2 separate regions of the Homo sapiens genome follow, and region 2 is linked to region 1. Evidence: read pairs that join two places in POLR2A ChIA-PET (ENCODE). Cell type or tissue: PC-9. All regions are shown on one strand. Links, peaks and the distances in the headings refer to the core of each region. The heading gives the core; the rest is flanking DNA.

Region 1 (4,000 bases), core at 1-4,000:
TAGGAGGAATGACTCGGGAACAGGGACAGGATGAGAGAAGGGGAAACCTTAACCTAGGAGGAATGACTCGGGAACAGGGACAGGATGAGAGAAGGCAAGAGATAGTATCACAGTGGTCTTCAACGTCTCAGTCTCCATGATGTGAAAGTAGGCTTGTCCTGCACAGTGCTGACTGTAGGTCTTCAGTGTAATGTGCTGACCTGGGAAACAGTAAATGTCCTTCCCCTAAAATGGTGATTTTCCCTGAGAAGGACTAAGTTCCTTGTAAGGAACTTCCTAATCTTCACTCAAGTCTTAAGTGATTTGATGTATGAAAAGGACCTAATTGTACTCTCCATGGAAGAGATGACAACTGTAGACATCAATGATGAGGGAATTTTGGAGTAAATGGAAGTATTTAATTTGGGAATTAAAGTAAGTCTTTATAGGGTATGTATACTTTGGGTTTTTTAAAAGGTGCCGCATGCCTAAACGGTATCTAAAAATGTTAGTTAACTGTATCTCATTTTATTGTTACAATCTTTACCATGGTGAAAATTTCCAAAAGACATTCTAATTTCTACTCCAGAAATCTGTTTAGCTCATATGAACAAGTTGCACTTACTTCATTGCTATTATTCATAAATCTCCTATTTTCTTCTTAGATGGATGGTAAAATCACACAAGTGGCAAAAACCAGGTTCCTTGAAATGACTGTAATTGTTCTTTTCTCACCCTGGCAACAAACTTGACTCATCAAGATGCAGAAGCCATAGTGACAGACTTCTGGTTCAGACTCACCACTTTGTGTCTCTTTTTTTCTCCATGCTACCCAGCCCTTTTCTCCATTTAAGAAATGTTGGCAGGGTAATTTAAAAACACTCACCTAGCTTGGATTATTTGCATTTTCACCAAAAATCCTGCACTTCAGCATTCATGTTTATGGGAATAGTCGCAGCTACTGATTTCATTTGGTTAAACTGTTATAATATTGATTCATTTTGTTTATTTCAGTTCATAAGGATGCAATTTATCCTAATTTTGATTTTGGTTGTAGAGGTTGGCGATTTGAAGGAGCTGCAGACACTAGACATTTCTACCAATCGTTTGCTAACTTTACCCGAGAGGCTTCACATGTGCCTTTCTCTGCAGTACCTCACTGTGGACCGAAATCGTCTATGGTATGTGCCGCGCCATCTCTGCCAGCTGCCCAGCCTCAATGAGCTCTCCATGGCTGGAAACCGTCTTGCATTTTTGCCACTTGGTAAGTGATTGTGTTTAAAGTAAAGCAGCCAAAGAATAAGATGGAAAGCCTTTGTTTCTTTGACTAGAACCAATTAGTTAGTTTCCTTCCTTCTGTTTATCTTGACGATTGCTTCTCTAAGTTTGTTTTTGCAGTGAACAAAGCGTCATTCCTAGCTAACAAATGGAATTTATTTCAGTGAGGGATTTTATACTTTAAAAAAGAAATCTGTGCTAAAACTGTGTTTAGGGATAAAATATATGAGATGATTTCCTCAGAGAAAGGAATTAAAGAGTGTGTGTGTGTGTGTGTGTGTGTGTGTGTGTGTGTGTAAGGTATTGAACAATATGAAAAGATAGCTAGCTACGGGTCTTAAGTATTGGCTTAGATGTTGACTTCTCCCTAGAAAAATTGGTATTGGGTATCCTAATAATTAATATTGCCAGATAACCAGATTATAAAACTTTAAAGACCTTAAAATTGGCTGAACTTCCTGCTGAGCTAGAAATGTCAGCCTGGCTAAAAAATAATATATTATCCACTGTAGAGTTCTGTAGCTGACCCATTTTGACATATTATATGTCATAGTACATAGGCCTTGAATAAAACAGTACATTTATTTTATAGATAGCTGAATAATTTTGTTAACTTGTAAGAAACAAAAGTGCCATTTAAAAAAATTAAAATATGAGGCCACTTTGAACCTTAAACTGTCACAATAAGCATCATATGATTTTACTCATAAAAGCATTTTTATAATTTATCTCTGAGGGTAGTAAAGTGAATAATTTACTAGTCCCTAAAGGAAATATTTTCCAAGATAATACAATGCACATATTATTTTCAATTTAATATGTTCAAGGTAACTTTAAAATAATGGATACATTAAAATCAATGGAAGTAATAATCAAATTTGAGGAGATTATTTTTCCATAAATATAATTAAATTTTGTATTTATAAAATTAACAAAATGAAATGAGGCCGTTTCAGAAGCAGGCTACATTTCTAAGAAATCAGAGCTTCTTTCAAGTGAGAAAAATATCAAATATAAATAGAATTAAAAAAATAAATGTACCTGCTGCACTAACCCCACAGGTCATAGACCGATTATGGTGGTCAAGCACCAAATTACAAATCTAGAGCTCCAGCTTATAGCCTGATTCCACCATTTCACAGTGTGTGACCTGGAGTAAGTCACCAGAACCTCTCTGAGCTTCATAAATTTTATTTTCTGTGAGCCAGAGATCATATTTATCCTGCTTCCTTTATAGTTATTTTGAAGTTGAATATGATAGTTTATGTATAAGAATTATAAAGCACTGTACAAATGTAGATGATTCTCAAATGAGAAGATACAACTTGTAGATTACCATATCTGACTTAAAAAATTTTTATTCTTGAGCCAGGCATGGTGATGCATACCTGTAGTCCCAGCTACCCAGGAGGCTGAAGTGGAAGGATCACTTGAGCCCAGGAGTTTAAGGATGCAGTGAGCTATGACTGTGCCTGAGAATAGCCACTGCACTCCAGCCTGGGCAACATACCAATACCCTGTCTCTAAAAATTTTTTTTTACCCCCCTCACATTCACCCCCTCTCCTTGTGGTAAGTACCTAAGCTTGTATTTACCACTTCATAATGGAGATGGAAGTGTGACCTACACCAGTGCCAACTCCCTTCCAAGTGATTGCCAGGATGTTGCAGTCAGTGCTGGCAATACATGAGGGAAGGCAAGGAGAGAAGGAGGGAGGGAGATAAAGGATGTGATGGTTTGATTTGTGTGGCATGAAATGCAACTTACTGGCATAACACCAGAGTTCAGAGTAAAGTTGCAAATTTCATTATAAGCAGCCTTTAACTTACTGTGGCTTGACTTTCAGACGTTACCAGAAACAGATTAGGTTGTTAAGTCTGGGGTCGCCTATACTACTATTCATAATGTTGTTGTTATTACAGACAATATATGTAAAAAGGAGTGTTTCCATGTGCAATAATGGTATTATGTATACTACTATGACTATTTGTAAGAATAATAATAGCTACCATTTATTGAGCACCGAGTCTTCGGCCAGGTACTCTGTTTAATTGCTATACATATGCTCACTAATTTAGTTATTACAAAACCTTATGACAAAATCTATTATTATAAAAGTTATTGGCAACCTAATTTTATAGATAAGGAAATTGAGGCTCACAGAAGTTAAGTTACCTGCCAGAGTCACAGCTAGTAAGAGACAGAATTGAGTTTCAGACTTGTCTGATTCTAAACCTACATTCTTGCCACATTGACATGCTGTCTCCATATTTCAGACATGGTCTCTCTACAGGGGGCCCTTATTTGGGAATAGGGCTGAACCATATTGAGCATCTTTTAGTTGTTGTGTGGCCGTTTCCAGTGTCAAAGTTTGGCTCTGCCATTTTGGGCTCAAGATACTCCTATTGACACTCTCGTTGGCCTCATTCAATCTCTCTCTCTATTCACTTAGCAAGATTACCTGCTAGAGGCTAGCGCTTTCTCTCACCTACCCACTCCGTACGCCAACCAGGTGCTCCCAATTACTTGTTTCCATCTGGCCTAGTGTCAGTAGCTTCTGCATCAACAGAAATCTTATAAAAGCCTAGGCCTGAGACCTGTTATCTAGGTCTGTCTTGGTGCTGATAGTAACTCTTCTTCCATTGCCCGGCCCCTGCAACTTCAGCAGAACTCCTGGTTCCTTAATTTGGAGGTGTGCTCCTAATAACTTGTTTTTCTCTTGTCTTGGTTATTCCATTACATAT
Region 2 (17,568 bases), core at 8,376-12,375, 280 kb after region 1:
TCTTCTGTAACATACTAAGTTTATTTATAATCTTTTTTTAATGCCCTTGTCAGTTCTGTTAACTTTATCATTTTTGAATCTCTTCATATTGATTGACTTTTATTATATGGGCCACATTTTTTTGCCTCTTCTCATTCCCTATAATGTTTGGATGCTGGATGTTGTGGTTTGACATTGTTGGGCTTAGGGGTTTTGTTTTTTTTTTTTGGTATCTTCTATATAGTGTTGGACTTTGTTTTTGTACGTGTATAAGTTAGTATCAGCTGAATCTTTTTGTTTAAGCTTGTCAGTGTTGGTCCAGAGAAGCCTTTTCCGTGGGGTTAATTTACTGCCCATTAAGGTTATATCCTTTTGAGGGCTATACTCCATGCTCTTCTGAGGATTATTCTCAATTCAAAGTAATCCCAAACAATATTCCAAAAATTTTGTTAGTTTATCTGCTTTTGTTGGAGACAGAGTCTTGCTCTGTCGCTCATCCTGGAGTACAGTGGTGTGAGCTCTGCTCACTGCAACCTCCACCTCCCAGGTTCAAGCTGTTCTCTTGCCTCATCCTCCCAAGCAGCTGGGACTACAGTCACGCATCACCACACCCAGCTATTTTTTTTGTATTTTTAGTAGCGACGGGGTTTTGCCATGCTGGCCAGGCTGGTCTCGAACTCCTGGCCTCAAGTGATCTGGCTGCTTCAGTCTCCCAAAGTGCTGGAATTATAGGTGTGAGCTGCTGCGTCCTGCCTCTCTTCCACTTTTAAAGATGTGTTCACTTTGAGCCAACCCAGATAATCCAAATTAATTTACCTATTTTAAGGACAAATGATTACCAACTTTAATTCCATCTGCAACCTTAATTCTCCTTTTCCATGTAATGTAACATATTCACAGGTTCTGGCAATTTAGGATGTGGTTTTCTTTCCTGCATAATTATTCTGCCTATCACAACTTCCAAAGTTGAACTATATTGTGCAAGGTGGACATCCAAGCTACCAACAATGTTGAAAGCTTAGATTTGTTCAACACATTTACAGACGTTACATTCTTCTTTATGCCTGAAAGGTAGACCTTATACATAAAGCATGAACAAGTAAATTGGTATGCTTTTTTGTAGGATTCTTGGCTCAGGGCCCAAGGAGCTTTACAGTACTTTTTAGATTTTAGATTTAAAAAAAAAAAAAAAGGGGCTGGGTGCAGTGGCTCGTGTCTGTAATGCCAGCACCTTGGGAGGCCAAAGGTGGGTGGATCACCTGAGCCTAGGAGTTCAAGACCAGCTTGGGCAACACAGCAAAACCCTGTCTCTACAAAAAATACAAAATTAGCCAGGCATGGTGACGCATGCCTGTAGTCGCAGCCACTCAGCAGGCTTAGGCAGGAGGATCACTTGAGACCGGGAGGCAGAGGTTGCAGTGAGCCGAGATCATGCCCTGTGTTGGATTTTAAAGGAAATTTTGTGGCCCAAGAATAGCTAAAGTAGTCTTGAAAGAAGATCAGAGTGGAAGAACTTTCTCTATTAAAAACTTATATAAATCTACAGTCACTGATTTCATGAAATAAAGCCACAAGGATAAACAAAAGAAATTAAATGCCTGGAAAAGGGTTCACATGTACACGGACACTTGCTTTATGACAAAACGCACACTTTAGTAGGGAAAGAATTAGTCAATAAATCGTCCTGGAACAAGTGATAATCTGTATGGAAAGAAATGACTTATGTTCCATACCATATGCAAACATCAGTTTAAGAATGATTCGTATATTTCAACATGAAAGACAAAACTGAAACTTTTGGAAGCTAATATAGATGAACAGGTTCATGCTCTTTGGCCAGGAAAATATTTCTTAAAAAAAAAATCAAAACGGCAAGTATTAAAAAATTGATAATTTTGACTACCTTAAAATTAAGAAATTTTGTTCTTGCAAAGTCACCATTAAGAAAAGAGAGGCAAGTCAGAGTAGAGAAGATATCTGCAGTACCTTTAACAGACAAAAGACATGTATCAGAATATTCAAAGCGCTTCTACAAATCAATGTGACAGAGACAATCCAATAGAAAAATGGGCAAGAGACATGAAAAATACTTCACAAAAGAAATTCAGATATTTAAGAAACGTGGAAAAAAAAGTGCTTAACCTTATTAATAATCTGGGAAATGCGAATTAAAAAAAACTAGGCTCCACCATATGCCCACTAGAATGGCTGAAATTTTAAAAAGGGATTTATAGTACAAGTTTTTGAGAGGATGTTAGGTTATGGGAACTCAGCCACTTTAAGAAACATCTTGACATTTACATACCCTGTGATGCATTAATTTCTTTTCATGGGTATACACTTGAGTAATACATGTACATGTGTGTGGAGGGATGTGTTAAAGAACGTTGGTAGCTGTTTGTAATAGCCTCACACTCAATATGATGTTCATCATAGTTGGCTACATAAATAAACTCATGATACATTCATACAGTGGAGTACTTTACAGCTGTAAAAATGGAATAACTATAGCTATGGATAAATATCACAAGATGTTTCTCAAATGAAGCCAGAAATCACACATTATGTGTGATTCCACGTATATAAAGTAAAAACAAAACATGCAAAAATAAAACAGGTAAAATAAGCTATGATGATTAGGGATATGTGCTTATGCCATGAAACGGAAAATGAATAACAGCAACAACAACCACAAAAGAGAGTTGCTACCACAATAATCAGGAAAATTGTTGACTTCTAGGTGTGGTGGAGGAGGGATTTAATGATTGTTGAATAGTGGGTGATTTTAGGAGTGCTCATATTCTCTTAGATCTGAATTGTAACTTGAGTTTGTAATCAGTCCTTGAATTGTGAATTTTTGTTTTATGTATTTTTACATCTCTGATATATACTCAAAATCATATTTGACTGAATAAATATTGATAAGGTTAGACTTAGAGCACATTTATCAGGTTTGATTCAGATGATATGAGGTTAAAAGGTTTTAATATATTTGATATTTGAATCATGATGTAGAGAACCGAGATTATTTCTAGTAATGATAATTCATCTTTTTGTATGATTTAATTATTTGTAAAACATTTTTTCCCCCAGTAGTTATGACATCCTGAGAAGTATTTGAGATAGGCATAAGTATCTGCATTTTACAAATGAGGGAGCATTAATTATGAGAGTGAGTTGTTGGTGGTAGAGGATTAGAATCTCATTTTCATTTCTATGCCTTGCCTTGCTGTATCCTTTATTTCTCTTTTGTGTCCCATGTGAAGACAGGACGTTGTTCTTTATGTTGGTGTAATTAATCTGAGGATGAAAGAGCATGGATGGAGGGGCTCTCCTCTTAACAGGGCAGTTTACAAAGTCTCCTTTCTAATGATTTTCGTAATACTATGCTTATCTCTAAGGAGTTCAAGGTGCCCTGTGATTATATCATCAGTTCTTATAATTTCCTGTAGGAGTTTTGAGCCATAGTCTTGCTGTGCTTTGTAGAAATGAATTGAGGTAGTAGAAGACATGAATCACCGAAAATCAAATTATAATTCATTGATACATTTGATATTTTATAGACTGGTCATCCAGATAAAAATTTTGAAGTTAGTAGTTTGGATGATTTACCATGATCAACTAATGGTTTATGTAGTTTTAAAATAATCATATGTCCTGTTTAAGGAAGCCCAACTTAAAAAAACTTTGAACTTCAGCAGTTAAGTGAAGGGAGTGATTATTGACATTACAAAAAAAAATTACTTACAGCTTTAATCAAATTTAGTTAATTTCACTGTGAATGTAAGGTACTTGCACTATATTTGCTATTCATTGTATAAAACATGTTGCATATTTCACTAATAGTAACAGGCTGTAAACAGTTTACCCTTAAGCTTCTTTTATTTTTCAACATTCAGCTTTGAATGTCTCTAATCTAAAAACACTGTGTGGAAGCATACAAAAATATATAACTTGTTATTAATCAGAGAAATCCAAATTAAAATAGAAAGATGCCATCTTTCAAACCATGTTTTAGATTTTTAGATGATTTCTCCCCTCCTCCCATCCTGTTTTTGTTTTGGTGTATTGACTATTTTACCTAAAACATAAGAAGTAAACACATGATAAAAAGTAATACTTTGGGCGAGCGTGGTGGCTCACGCCTGTAATGTCAGCATTTTGGGAGGCCGAGGTGGGTGGATCACCTGAGGTCAGGAGTTTGAGACCCAGCCTGGCCAACATGGTGAAACCCCATCTCTACTAAAAATACAAAAAGTTAGCTGGGCGTGATGGCAGGCGTCTGTAATCCCAGCTACATGGGAGGCTGAGGCAGGGTAATCACTTGAACCCGAGATGTGGAGGTTGCAGTGAGTTGAGATCGTGCCATTGGACTCCAGCCTGGGTAATAAGAGTGAAACTCCGTCTCAAAAAAAAAAAAGAAGGTGCTATTTTGTTGTTCTGATTTTAGGCAAAGGTACCAGTATTCAGTATTTCAGTTGTCTTAACTTTTCTAACAAGTAGATAGTTTAGAGGTATCATAGCTAGACCACAGCTAGTCTTTGCAAAGTTGGAAAAGGCCCCTCTGATTTTAAGTAAATAGTGGCTTCTGCTACAGTTAAGGTGCTAGACAGTGGAAGACAAGTTGGCTTTCAGACCCCACCTGCTCACTCTTGGCCCCAGGCCCATGTGCATGGCATGACATTGTTCATAATGGCTTTGGGTCATAGTGATTTCTTGCTCTCTTCTAGTTAGTAAGGGATTATTTTTCTCAATGCTGTGTGTATTTTTGTATGTTTATTGATCTTATTTCTTGAATCAGATGTTAGTATTTTTGAATTTTACCTAAAAATGTATAATAACCTAATTTAATTCAGAACTTCATAAAATTAGTGTGAGTATTTGTAGGGTATGTTCTGCCTTTATGAAAGTTACATAAAGCCAAACTGCACTTTCAGGTAATGACCATAAGTCTATGAGATTTATATTCAAAGTACAGTTTATGTTTTTGTTATCGAATCCTTTCTTTATGGCTGTGATTGTGTTTGTACGACATAATGTTGTATTTTAAAAACATATGATAATATAGCATGTACAATTGAGGCTCAAATGGAATACCTTAGTCATTTTCCATAAAATAATAGCTTATGATAGTCTCAGGCTAATTTAGAATTTGAATTTTGCCTGGATTTAATTGTAAACATTAATTAAAACATCTTAGTTTAGTGGGAACAAAGAAAAATTATCTTATATTAAAAGTAATTAGAAAATAATTCCATAAGGGTAAAGAATCTGCCATTGTGTTACAAATTATAGAATAATTCTCCTCAAGCTTGACAAAGAGAGTATACAGTATGAGTGGGTTTTTATTTATATATTTTATAAGAAAATATATGGCATCATTTTTGTGTGTGGAATGTAGTTGCCTTGTCTTATATTAAAACTGGGATTAAAATTAATTGGCATTTCTTGATTCTGGTTTTTCACCATCTTTTAGCAAAGTAGACAGCCACTTGGGTTTCTTACTTAGATCAATTTTTTTTCATTCTAGTGGATACTATTTAGAGGACCCAGGGTATCATATTTAAATACAGTAAAAATTTTAAATTAACCATCTTTTATATTACTGGAAGCATTTGAAATCAAGAATCGTATAGAGCACTGGCAGTGAACAATCCAAAAATGAAATTATGAAAATTATATTTATAGTATTATCAAAATAATACAGTTCTTAGGAATAAATTTCACAAAAGACACAGAGCACCTGTACACTGAAAACTACAAAGTATCATTGACAGAAATTAAAGAAGACCTAAATAAATGCAAAGACGGTACCATCTTTATTGATTGGCAGATTTAATCTTGTTAAGATTATAGTCATCCCAAATTAATCAACATATTTAACACAATTCCTATCAAAGTCCAGCTGGTCTCCCCCGCCCCCCCCCCCCCCCACCCCCCCCCGAAATTGACAAACTGATCCTAAAACTCATACGGAAATTGAAGATACTTAGAATAGCCAAAACAATCTTTAAAAAGGATAAAGTTGGAGGCCTCCCACTTTTGAATTTGAGAATTTACTACAAAGCTACTGTAACCTAGACAGTATGTTACTGGCATAAGGATAAACAGATCAATGGGACAGAATTAAGAGTCTAGAAATAAACCCATGCATTTATGGCCAATTGATTTTTTTTAATTATTATTTTTTTTCACAATGATGCCAAGACAGTTCAATGGAGGGAAATAGCCTTTTTAACAAATGGTGTTCAGACCTCTAACACTATATACAAGAATTGGCTCAAAGTGGATCAAGTACTTAATGTAAGAGCTAAAACTATATAGGCTAAGTCTTCATGATCCTGAATTTGGCAATGGTTTCTTAGAAATAACATCAGAAGTAGAAATAACCAAAGAGGAAATAGGTAAATTGGACTTCAGCAAAATTAAAAACATTTTGCTTCTAGGGACACTATCAAGGAAATGAGGCCGGGTGCGTTGGCTCATGCCTATAATCCCAGCACTTCGGGAGGCCGAGGTGGGTGGATCACTTGAGGTCAGGAGTTCGAGACCAACTTGGCCAACATGGTGAAACCCCATCCCTACTAAAAATACAGAAATTAGCCAGGCGTGATGGCAGGGACTTGTAATCCCAGCTACTCAGGAGGCTGAGACAGGAGCATCACTTGAACCTGGGAGGTGGAGGTTGCAGTGAGCTGAGAATGTGCCACTGGACTCCAGCCTGGATGACAGAACGAGACTCTGTCTCAAAAACAAAACAAAACAAAACTTGATGAGTGGGAGAAGGTATTTACAGATCATATATTTGTAAGTGTTAGTATCCAGAATATATGAACTCTTACATCGCAACAATGAAAAGACAGTAACCCAACTTCAAAAAGGATTTTCTCCGAAGAAGATAAATAAATGACCAATAGGCACATGAAAAGATGCTTAATGTTATAGTTGTTAGGGAAATGCAGAATTAAAACCACAGCAAGATACCACTTCACACCCACCATGATGGCATAATAAAAAAAGACAGAAAATAAGTGTTGGAGAGAATGTGGAGAAATTAGTATCCTCATACTTTGCTGGTGGTAATGTGAAATGCTTCAGACTCCTTAGAGAGTAGTCTGGCAGTTCCTCCAAAAGTTAAATGTTGTTACCATATGACCCAGCAGTTCTGCTCCTAGCGATATATCTGGTAGAATTGAAAGTATATGTCTGCACAAAAACTTGTACACCGTTATTCATAGCAGCATTATTTATAATAGTCAAAGTGGAATCAACTCAGATGTCTATCACCTGATGAATGGGTAAATGAAATGTGGTGTATCCATACAGTACAATATTATTCAGCCAAAAAAGGATGAAGTACTGATTAATGTTATAACCCAGATGAACCTTGAAAACATCATGTTAAGTGAGAGAAGCCAGACACAGAAAGCTACAGATTGTATAATTGTATATTTCCAGAATAGGCAAATTCCATAGAGACAGAAAGTAGATGAGTATTTGCTGGGGACTAGGGAGAGGAAGGAGTGGGGAATGCCTGCTAATGAGTATCAAATTTCTTTTTGGGATGATAAAAATGTTCTATAATTAGATAGTGGTAATAGTTGCACTGCTTTGTGAATACGATTTTTAGAAAAACACCGGGCCGGGGGCAGTGGCTCACACCTGTAATCCTAGCACTTTGGGAGGCCGAGATGGGTGGATCATGAGGTCAGGAGATCGAGACTATCCTGGCTAACAGGGTGAAACCCTGTTTCTACTAAAAACTACAAAAAAATTAGCTGGGCGCGGTGGTGGGCGTCTGTAGACCCAGCTACTTGAGAGGCTGAGGCAGGAGAATGGCATGAACCCGGGAGGCGGAGCTTGCAGTAAGCCGAGATCACACCACTCACTCCAGTCTGGATGACAGAGTGAGACTCTGTCTCAAAAAAACAAACAAAACACTGAATTATTCACTTTTAAAAGGTGAGTTTTGCGGTATATGAATACCATTCACATACCATATTTAAACTCAATTTAAAAATCATATAGAATTGAAGACACCACCCTGAACAACACAGTGAGACCCCATTTCTTCAAAAAACTTTTTTTAAAAATTAGCAGAGTCAGGGCAAAGGAGAGGAGCTGAGATGAGAGGGTTCCTTGAGCCTAGGAGGTTGAACTATGATTGTGCTACTGCGTTCCAATCTGGGTAACTGAGTGGAAACCCTGTCTTTAAAAAATAAATAAAGGAAAACAGTGGTGTACTTCTAATAAACTGCTATCAAACCTGGATACTTTTGACAGTGAGGGGTCTTACTTAATAGTTACACCTGTCTCAGGTAAACCAGAATGTATGTTCTCCCTACTTTGGTGTGTTGAAACTATTTTTCCTTCAGAAATGTGAAGAATATAAAATTCTTCTCATATTCTTCTTTAGCAAGTGAAAAAAAAAAAAGGAAAAGACCAAGAAAGCCATGTAATTCAAGGAAACGGGAGAGAGAGATTTCTCTATGGAAATGAAGGCCATAAATGTGTGTATAAATTGCAGTGCGTAGATATAATGCAATCAGGACTTGATTCATTTGTATGATTTTGCTACTTCACTCTTGTACATAGCCAATCAGTGTTTGAATAAAGAGTGTAATATTGTAATATAATAAAACAGAGGCTGTGAACTAAAGACGTACATCATCGTAATCTGTGGAGCTTTTAAAAAGTACTCTTGCTTGGATATTAGTCTCAATTATGATTTGCTGGTTTTATTGTGGGGCTAGGGCAAGTTTGTGCATGCAGAGTATATGTTTTAGTTCCTCAGTTGAATCCGGTGTTCTTTTAAATTGAGAACCACTGCATTAGATCAGTGAGTTTTATTGATCCATTTATTGAACTATCTAGTTATTATTGTTTTATGCAACAATAGTAAACGGCAGTAGGAACTGAGAGAACCTCAATCTAAACAATACACACTTTAACAGTCCCCGCACCCACCCCTCCTAGGGCCATCCCTGTGGGTAATCTAGCAATTGTGATTCCTCTAAGTCTTTAATAATTGAGATTGAGAGGAGTCATTTATTTCTCTTTTTTTAAAGGTACCTTGAAGCAGGAGTAGTAGTGGGAAGTAAGAAGCTCAAGTTCCTTTGCAAATGCTTGCAACTACAGTATATCCCTGGAAGGCAGGGAAAGGTTATCAGCGTTGATAGCAGAGCAGGAGGGATTGGGAAATGGAGACCTTTGAGGAGGTCAGAACTCTTAAATTAGCTGATAAGTGCTCAAGGCATTTGTATTTTGACAGCCCATGGTAGCATCAGATAAATTGCCTTTTAACGGGGAACGTATTGACATGTAGTGGTCCTTCCACATGCTCTAGTTTCCCTTGTGCAGCCATACACAACTTAGTAGAAATTGTTTTAATATTCTACTACTGAAAAGTACCATAAACTCATGAAATTGGGGTTAGATGGCTCCTTGAAGGTTTTATCACATCAGTGGCATTTTTAACCACTATTTAAATAGTTCCGGTGGTGATAATGTACTGTTATGGAAAAAGACATGATATTAGGGCCAAAATTTCAACTCTGCCTCCTAGTGTGACTTTGGGTGAGTACTGATTGTTTTTACTCGCAGTTGCTTCATTTAGAAAGTGGAACAGATGCCATCTACCTCACAGGGTTATTGTTACTGTTACATGAGATAATATATATTAAGGTCTAACACAGCTACTGATAAATGTAGAAGATATTTAATAAATATTAAGTTACCTTCCCTTCTGCAGTTCAGTGAAGAATAACTTCTTTTTTTTTGGAGATGAGGTCTCACTATGTTGCTCAGGCTGGTCTTGAACTTCTGAGCTCAAGTGATCCCTCACCTCACCGTCCCAAAGTGCTGGGATCACAGGCGTGAGTCACCGCGCCAAGCCCAACAATAACTTATAACTCCAAAAAATTGGTTCTTAGAGAATGTCCAATAGCCTGGGATTGTGAAATCTCATACTTTGACTTTTGCTTTCATTTGTTAAGCAACTATGGTAGCAGCTGAGGTTATAGGAGTAAATACAACAGACTTGATCTTCTCCCTTGGTTACAGTTTGGTTGGGGGAAAAGAAATCAAACATTTAATTGTATAAGGAAGTAATTACAGTTGAGGTAAATGCCATAAGAGAGAAGTACAGTCTGTTAGGAAAGTGCATTAGAAATCCTAACATAGTTTGGATGTTAGGGAACATTTCCTTGAGGAAATAATGGTAATACTGAGACACAAAGGATGGGTAGGACTGTCAGTAAGGAGAAGGGCTTGGGATAAGAGCTACTGAGAGAGAGCAAGGTGGTAGTATGTATGAAAGCCCTGAAACAGAAAGGAGTTAGGAGCTTTCTAAGTACATAACAGCTTGTGTCAAGAAGCTTGCTGGGCAAGAGGAAGTGTGGCATGGAATGAGGAGTTCCATGAGTAGAGGAGTGACAGGATAAGGCAGAGCCTTACAGGCCATGTTAAAGGCTTGGGCTTTTAAGAACAGTGATAAGTGACATGATTATATTGGCACGTTAAAAGGTTGCTGTAATGAAAATGAGGAAATTGCACTGGAGGGAAATAAAAGTGCCTGCTGAGACCAGTTAGGGGGCTGTTGCAATGCTTAGGGTAAAGGTGAACAGTGGCTGGTACAGAAAAGGAACAGGCTTGGTGTGTTTGGTTTAAGAAAATGTTGGGTTTTGAGATACCTGTAGGGTATCTTAAGTTGAGTAGTTGAGAATGTGGTTGGATATAGCCAGTTAGGCTAGTGAGGTAGCTCTGGCTGAGGCCTTTGCAGTAGGCTGATAAGCTGAGTTTCTGGTATTTGTCTTTTATGCAGACTTAACAGCAACTTGAGTGCATGTGTTGTGAGTATTTTTATACTCATTATTTTACAGTTTTTAATATTAAGTAATGATTATCACTTAAGTAATGGGTATTGCATTATTTTACAGTTTTTAATATTAAGTAACGGTAATAATAATGGCCAACATTGAGCACATGTGCAGATTACTAGGCCAAATACTTCATATGTGTTATCTCTTAATCTTTACAAGTTTATGAGCTTTATTATTAGTCCAGTATTTTAAAGATTTGGCATCTGAAGCTTAGAGAAATTGAGTAACTTCTCAAGGCAACCCATGTAGTAAGAGGTGGAGCTGAGGTTTGAATGCAGGCGGGCATGCTGCAGACCCTGTCCTGTTAACCATGTTAACCACTACCGTATGCCACTTCTCTGTGAAATTTGAACCAACCAGACAAACCAAACAGAATGACTGAGGGACCATTTATTAGTGAACTTTTATGGAAGACCTGTGTATACTACACGTTGTACTATAGGTGATTTGATACAGTCTCTTATTTACATCAACATTCACATGGCCTGTGAAGTATGGTTTTTGCCTCATTTTAAAAATGAAGAAACTGTGGCTGAGCAAGTAAGTGACTTGGTCAAGATCACTAATAGCTATTTAGTGGAACTTGGATTCAAAATGGACTCTTCTGTGTTATACTACTTAAAAATAAAAACTGTGTTGACTTAAAAATAAGAAAATTTCGCTGGGGAACACAATTAGATTTAGTGGTTCCCATATATCAAGCCACAGTCAGACTAGTTCTTAAAAAAAAATTAGATCTCAATGTTTAAAATTATAGATTGAATTTAGAGAACAAACAGCTGAGAAAATTGAGATACTTAAAAATAAATAATAGGTATTTTACGTGTATACAAAGTAAAGACTTTATTAAAATTATTTTAGAAAAGATAAAATGAGAAAATATTTTCTAGGAAATGTGTATCCATTTTATAATATCTGCGAATAGGTTAGACAAAATTACAATATTGATGACTGGGTTTTTTTTGTCAATAGTTAATTGTTAGCATTTGTATAGGACTGCATCTTGATCTTGCTGTAATCACTCTGTCCTTTAAAATTTCTTCTGTTTCTTCCTTAGTTTTGAGAAGACAAATGGAAATTAAGTCAATGAGGTAACATATTATAATGCATCTTAAATATTGGCTTCTTTTAGCATCAGAGTTAAGACTCATCTTACCAGTACTTTCTACTGCCTACTAAAAATTAATAAGAGGCAATTAAGCATAGTATTAACAGTGTAGCTCCTTTGGGATCTGGTTTTTGGAATACTCTGTTTTCAGTAAGCCCTTTGCAGAGAGATTTAGTCTTAGGTATATACTAAAATAAATATATATATATATACACCCATCATGTGCCTTCCACTTTTTTACTGACAGTTGATGATGAGGGACATCTTTTGGGTACCGGATATCTGTAAAGTAATGTTATATTTGGTTTTCTTTCGGTCGATGGGTACACCATTGAGAGCTGTGGCCATGGGGCTTGTTATTACAGTAAGAAAAAGCCTATCTCCTGAGGCTAGCAGAACCTGTCTGAAACAGATAATTGGATTTTGATTGGTTGGCTGGATGTGAGAGCCTTTTTGAAGCAGTCTTATAAGGTGCTTTTGATTTTAGGAAGCCAAATCAACAAGTTACTCTTCCACTGTCTCCTGCCTTGTCTTTGTTACAGTCATTTATTTGTCTTTTTTCATGTGATTATGATCTGTGTATCTTACGAGAATTGCTTGCTCTTCTTTGAATGCTGTCTTCTGTCACCCAGCACTGCTGTTCAGCAGTTTTTGAGGACTTAACTCACACATCATCATTTCTTATAAAGACTGCCATACTGAGTTACCTATAGGATATCAGAAACAGTCAACTTCAGAACTGTATGAGAAGTTTCATTTTTAAGGCCATATATGTGTTTGGTTTTTTTTTTTTTGTATGGTCTGTATTTATTTGTAAGGTATCTTTGCTTTCTATTTCTAGCTTTCTGTATCATCTGGCATTTTGACTTAGATGATTTTGGTCTTCTTGACACTTTAGATATGTTATTAGTACAGTTTTTATGGCTAGAATAGAAAATATAAGATGAAATGACAGAGCAGAGAAAGAATATTTATGATTTGACATGAAAATGACCTACCTAAAACATTTTTGAATGATGTATAATCTCCTTGTCCTTTTGGGAACAGATTATAATCAGCTCTTAAATTATCAGCATGTATGTATCAGGATACTTTCTGCTGCAAGTAACAGAGGCTAATCAAAACAGGAAAGATTTTACCATCTCATATAATGAGAAGTACAGTAGGGTGGTTCCAGGGTTGGTTAACTCCAGTCACTCTTTCATCTTTTCTTTGTTATTTTCATTTTCTTCCACTCTTTCATTCTAAATTTTTTTTTGTTAAATTGCCCATAACTATTAGCATAGTCTCTAAGCAGTGTGTGGTTGACATAAACTGTGTTTATGCCTGTGGGGGAGAAGAAGCAGTAGTCATAGGCTTCTTTGCTCTGAATTGTTTCTAATGATTCTAGTGTATTTTCTGTTTCATCTTTTATTCTCGTAGTTGAACCCAAAGGAATATGAATTGTTGTCTAGATACCTAACAGTGTTTATTTGTAAATTACATGTAAACATTTAATGAAACAAACTTTAAAAAAGCACAGAAAATCAGTGTTTCTCTCTGTAGTCAGAAGCCCCACAGACAATAAAGCATCCTGTCAGTAAATCCATTGCACTTACTGTGATGTCCCTTGAGTTGTAAAACATACTAATCTTTGCTTAGCAGAAATTATAATCTTCAATTAATATTACATATTACATTTTTAGAAGTGCTTTATAGATATTAGAACCATGGAATGTTAGAGCTATGTTACCCTAAGAAGGATCGAGAATCACTTGTGTAGTATTTTGGCTGGAACAATCCTAAACTGAGGAATATTCTGTATAATGACTGGCTTATATTCTTGAAAATGTCAGTGTCACAAAAGAGAGAGGCCAAGAAACTGCTCTAGATTACAGGAGACTAAAGAGACTGACAACTAAATGTGATATATAATCCTGAATTGATCCTGTTACTGAAGAGGGTAAAAAATGCCCTAAAGAACATTATTGGGATAAGTTACAAAATTGCAATTATGGCCTGCGCTTTAAAGTACTGCGGCAATGTTATATTTATTGAATTTGATAACTGTGCAGTGGTTATCTTTATATTAGAGAATATTCTTCTTAGGAAATTTCGACTTTAAATATTGAGGTGTAAAGGGCGTGATATATGCAACTTACCCACAAGCGGTTCAGAATAATACATTTATTTATCTATGTTTATATAGATGTGTAGTACATATACACATAAACATATCCATGAGAGTGAGAAGAGAGAGAATGAAAGTTAATGAAAAATGTTAAAAATTGATGAATCTAGGTAATAGGCAGGCATTCTCTATACTGTTCTTGTAACTTTTCACTAAGTTTGAAATTATTTTTAAAATGCAAAGTTAAAGTTGTAAGTTAAAAAGTAAAATAAAAACAGTTTTTCTAAATGGTTGCAAATATGAGTATACTTGCTAAAGACAAGCTTTATGTTTTAAGGCATGTGTGAAATTTAAATTGTGAAAGGATAGGTATACTGGATCTAGGAAGATCTACATTCCAAAGTATGAGCAAATAGGAGGTGGCAGCACTTGAAGCTTGAAAGATTGTAACACCTCTGGCATGGCTATTGAGGATGGAAGGGGGAAGGAGGGAAAGAACCAGGCTGTGAGAGCGGTGGTGGATTTCTTTATGTCTCTAGGGTTTATAGTCAACGCTCCTTTGGCAGCAGTGAGATGAGGATTTCTGTGGTAGGGCTGGGCAAGTAGCAGCCAGACTCCTTACCTTGGGGAGAGCCCTGGATCTACAGTCCCTGGGCAAGGCTGCTGCATTGCGCCTCAGACTAGCTGCTCCGAAAACCAAGGCAGGGCTTTAGCTTCTCACCCCCTCATGAAGGCAGCAGAATACAGCGGTTGGAGTGCTGTTCTGGAATACCACAGACCTGAGTTGTCTTGGCTCCAGTATTTAGCATCTGCGACCTTGGCGGGGTGATATTTACTGCCTAGTCTTCAGTTATTTTTCAGATTTAAAATGGGGATAATAATAATGCCTGTCTTATAAAGAGGTTGTAAGAATTTAAAAAGTTATGTGTGAAGTGTATTGCTGTTGTTACTATGCAGCAGGGCCCTAGAAAACCTTTCTTTCTCCATTCAGCCAACTGATTACTCATTTTGTTTTCAGATCATAAATATTCACATCATAAATGTTAATGTGTTCTATACCATGATTGAAAATGTGTGTGTTAGTATTGTAGTAATACTGTCTTTTGGACCCCTTTCTTCAAAATATTTGCAAATGTGTGGTATTTTATTCTGGCCTCATGTGGTACATATAATGCATATAATTGGATTTTCCTGTTATAAAAAGTCACTTTTACTTAGAAATTGTCAGGTGCCAAAGGTTATACAGCTAGTTTAGTGACAGGTTTGGGGCTGGGATGTAGGTTTTCTCACTTGGCTTGCAGTAAACCTTCTCAGTCAGGTTGTGAAGAAAGAGTAACTGGAAATTGCACAAGATAGTAAAGTAGAAGCAACATTTCAGTAATGTTTAAAGTTTTCTGGCATTCAGGATGTTTTTCTTCTTAACCTTAAAAGCATCCATTAGTTCTTGTTTTGTAGTAACTTTTTTTCGTACCACGACAGTGGTGTGTATTTTAGAAAAAAGGAAAATAATTTTTTAAATTGCCTTTAAGTTATTATTTTAAATAACTTGAGTATATGCTGCTAGTCTTTTATCTGTGAACACAATATCTACAGAATTTTTTTCTTTGACTTTTATTTTTGGTTCAGGGGTATGTGTGTATGTTTGTTACATGAGTAAATTGCGTGTCACTGGGGTTTTGTGTGTGAATATTCATGTCACCCAAATAATAAGCACAGTAGGTGATAGTTTTTCAATCTTTACCCACCTCTTACGCTCCTCCCTCTAGTAGTCTCCAGTGTTTGTTGTTCTCAACTTTGTGTCTATATACACTCAATGTTTAGCTCTCACTGATAAACGAGAACAGTGGGATTTGGTTTCTGTTCCTGTGTTAATTCGCTTAGAATGATGGCCTCCAGCTGCCTCCGTGTTGCTGCAAAGGACATGATTTTGTTCTTTTTATGACTGTGTAGTGTTCCATGGTGTATATGCATCACGTTTTCTTTATCCATTCCACTGTTGTTGGATATCTAGGTTGATTCTGTGTCTTTGCTATCATGACTAGTGTTATGATAAAACGTACATGTGTCTTTTTGGTAGATTAGTTTATTTTCCTTTGGGTATATACCCAATAATGGAATTGCTGGGTCAAATGGTAGTTCTGTTTTAAGTTCTTTGAGAAATCTCCAAACTGCTGTGCACAGTGGCTAAACTAATTTACATTCTCAGCAACAATGTGTAAATATTCCCCTTGCTCTGTAACCTCACAAACATCTTTTTTTTTTTTTTTTTTGGGACATTGAGTCTCACTCTACCCCCCAGGCTGAAGTGCAGTGGTGTGATCTCGGTTCACTGCAACCTCCGCCTCCAGGTTCAAGTGATTCTCGTACCTCAGCCTCCCGAGTAGCTGGGATTACAGGCGCCTGCCACCATGCCTGGCTGATATTTATATTTTTAGTAGAGATGGAGTTTCACCATGTTGGCCAGGCTGGTCTCGAACTCTGGACCTCAGGTAATCTACCCTCCTCGGCCTCCCAAAGCGCTGGGATTACAGGCGTGAGCCACTGCGCCTGGCCAGCCTCACCGATGTCTATCTACAGAATATTTAATAACAAAACTAGAACTACATTTTTCCTACCCACAACAATACATTGTGAACATTTATTGTACAGTGTTCCACCTTTTTAATGGCTACAGTATTGTAGGGACAGGCCACCTCTGTAGGCTTCTATATTATTCCCCTGCCATATATTCACTCTTTTGATTGTGTTGGGATGAACATCCTTATTTGTATATTTTTCTCATTTTTTTTTTCTTAGACTAAATTCTTGAAAGTAGAATGGATTTTTCAGGGGAAGCTGAAATTCATTTCTTTTTGAAATACTAAATTTTTAAATGTTGCCCAAATTGTTTAAAAACTTTATATCTACAGGATGATTTGGGGGCCATTCATTTGCAACAGTAGTAAGTGTTTCTGTTCCTTGGGGCTGAGTTTGCTGTTTTCATTTTACATTTTGTCCCTTTACTATTGTCTATATGCCCAAGACTCCCAATGCTTATTTTTAGCCCTGATGTATGAGTCTTATGTCTAGTTTCCTATTTGACATTTTCACTTGTCCATGACCATCTCAAGTTTCGTATGTCCAAAATTAAATCCTTAAGTTCCATTCTTTTAAAAAAGTAATAGATCCTTAAAGATTTTCTTTTGATAGAGATGCCTGTTTATTTCTTAAAGGAGTTCAGTTGTTGATTGTACATAATCATTTTTATTCCAAAAATCATTTGCTAGTTTAAAAAAAATTTTAATGTGTAGTTGATTGGCCAGAGTCATCAAAATGGGGTGTTCTGATGAACTCAGTGATTGGTGTTAATAAGGACTCAGTTTAAAAAGTAAAGTTTACCCCCTGTTTAAAGTCCATGCTCTTAAAATATTTATTTACTTAAGCAACAAGTTTCTTTAAAACAGTAAACAAAATTGAGTTTAAAAGACTGTGAACATTTGTAATCAGTATTA

Evidence for each region. Peaks named below come from ENCODE experiments on the same cell type or tissue, not always from the same donor. Only the 100,000 strongest peaks of a DNase experiment are listed, where the experiment ranks them.
Region 2: POLR2A ChIA-PET joins it to region 1 with 5 read pairs; 3 of 35 experiments call an interaction of 5 or more read pairs at or near these places.

Annotation. Positions count from the first base shown.
Region 1 is chr15:99,332,887-99,336,886 of GRCh38, forward strand. It overlaps LRRC28 (leucine rich repeat containing 28), which reads left to right. Exons shown (of 10, transcript NM_144598.5): 6 at 1,037-1,243. Among named protein-coding and RNA genes, the nearest start is that of LINC02244, 68 kb to the right of the region's middle. In PC-9, for the core only: no CTCF peak of the experiment used is centred there; no DNase peak of the experiment used is centred there.
Region 2 is chr15:99,604,515-99,622,082 of GRCh38, forward strand. All of the region lies in intron 2 of MEF2A (myocyte enhancer factor 2A), which reads left to right. Among named protein-coding and RNA genes, the nearest start is that of MEF2A, 47 kb to the left of the region's middle. RefSeq lists an enhancer at 10,640-10,689. In PC-9, for the core only: no CTCF peak of the experiment used is centred there; DNase peaks (open chromatin) are centred at 9,967 and 10,547; H3K27ac peaks cover 898 bases.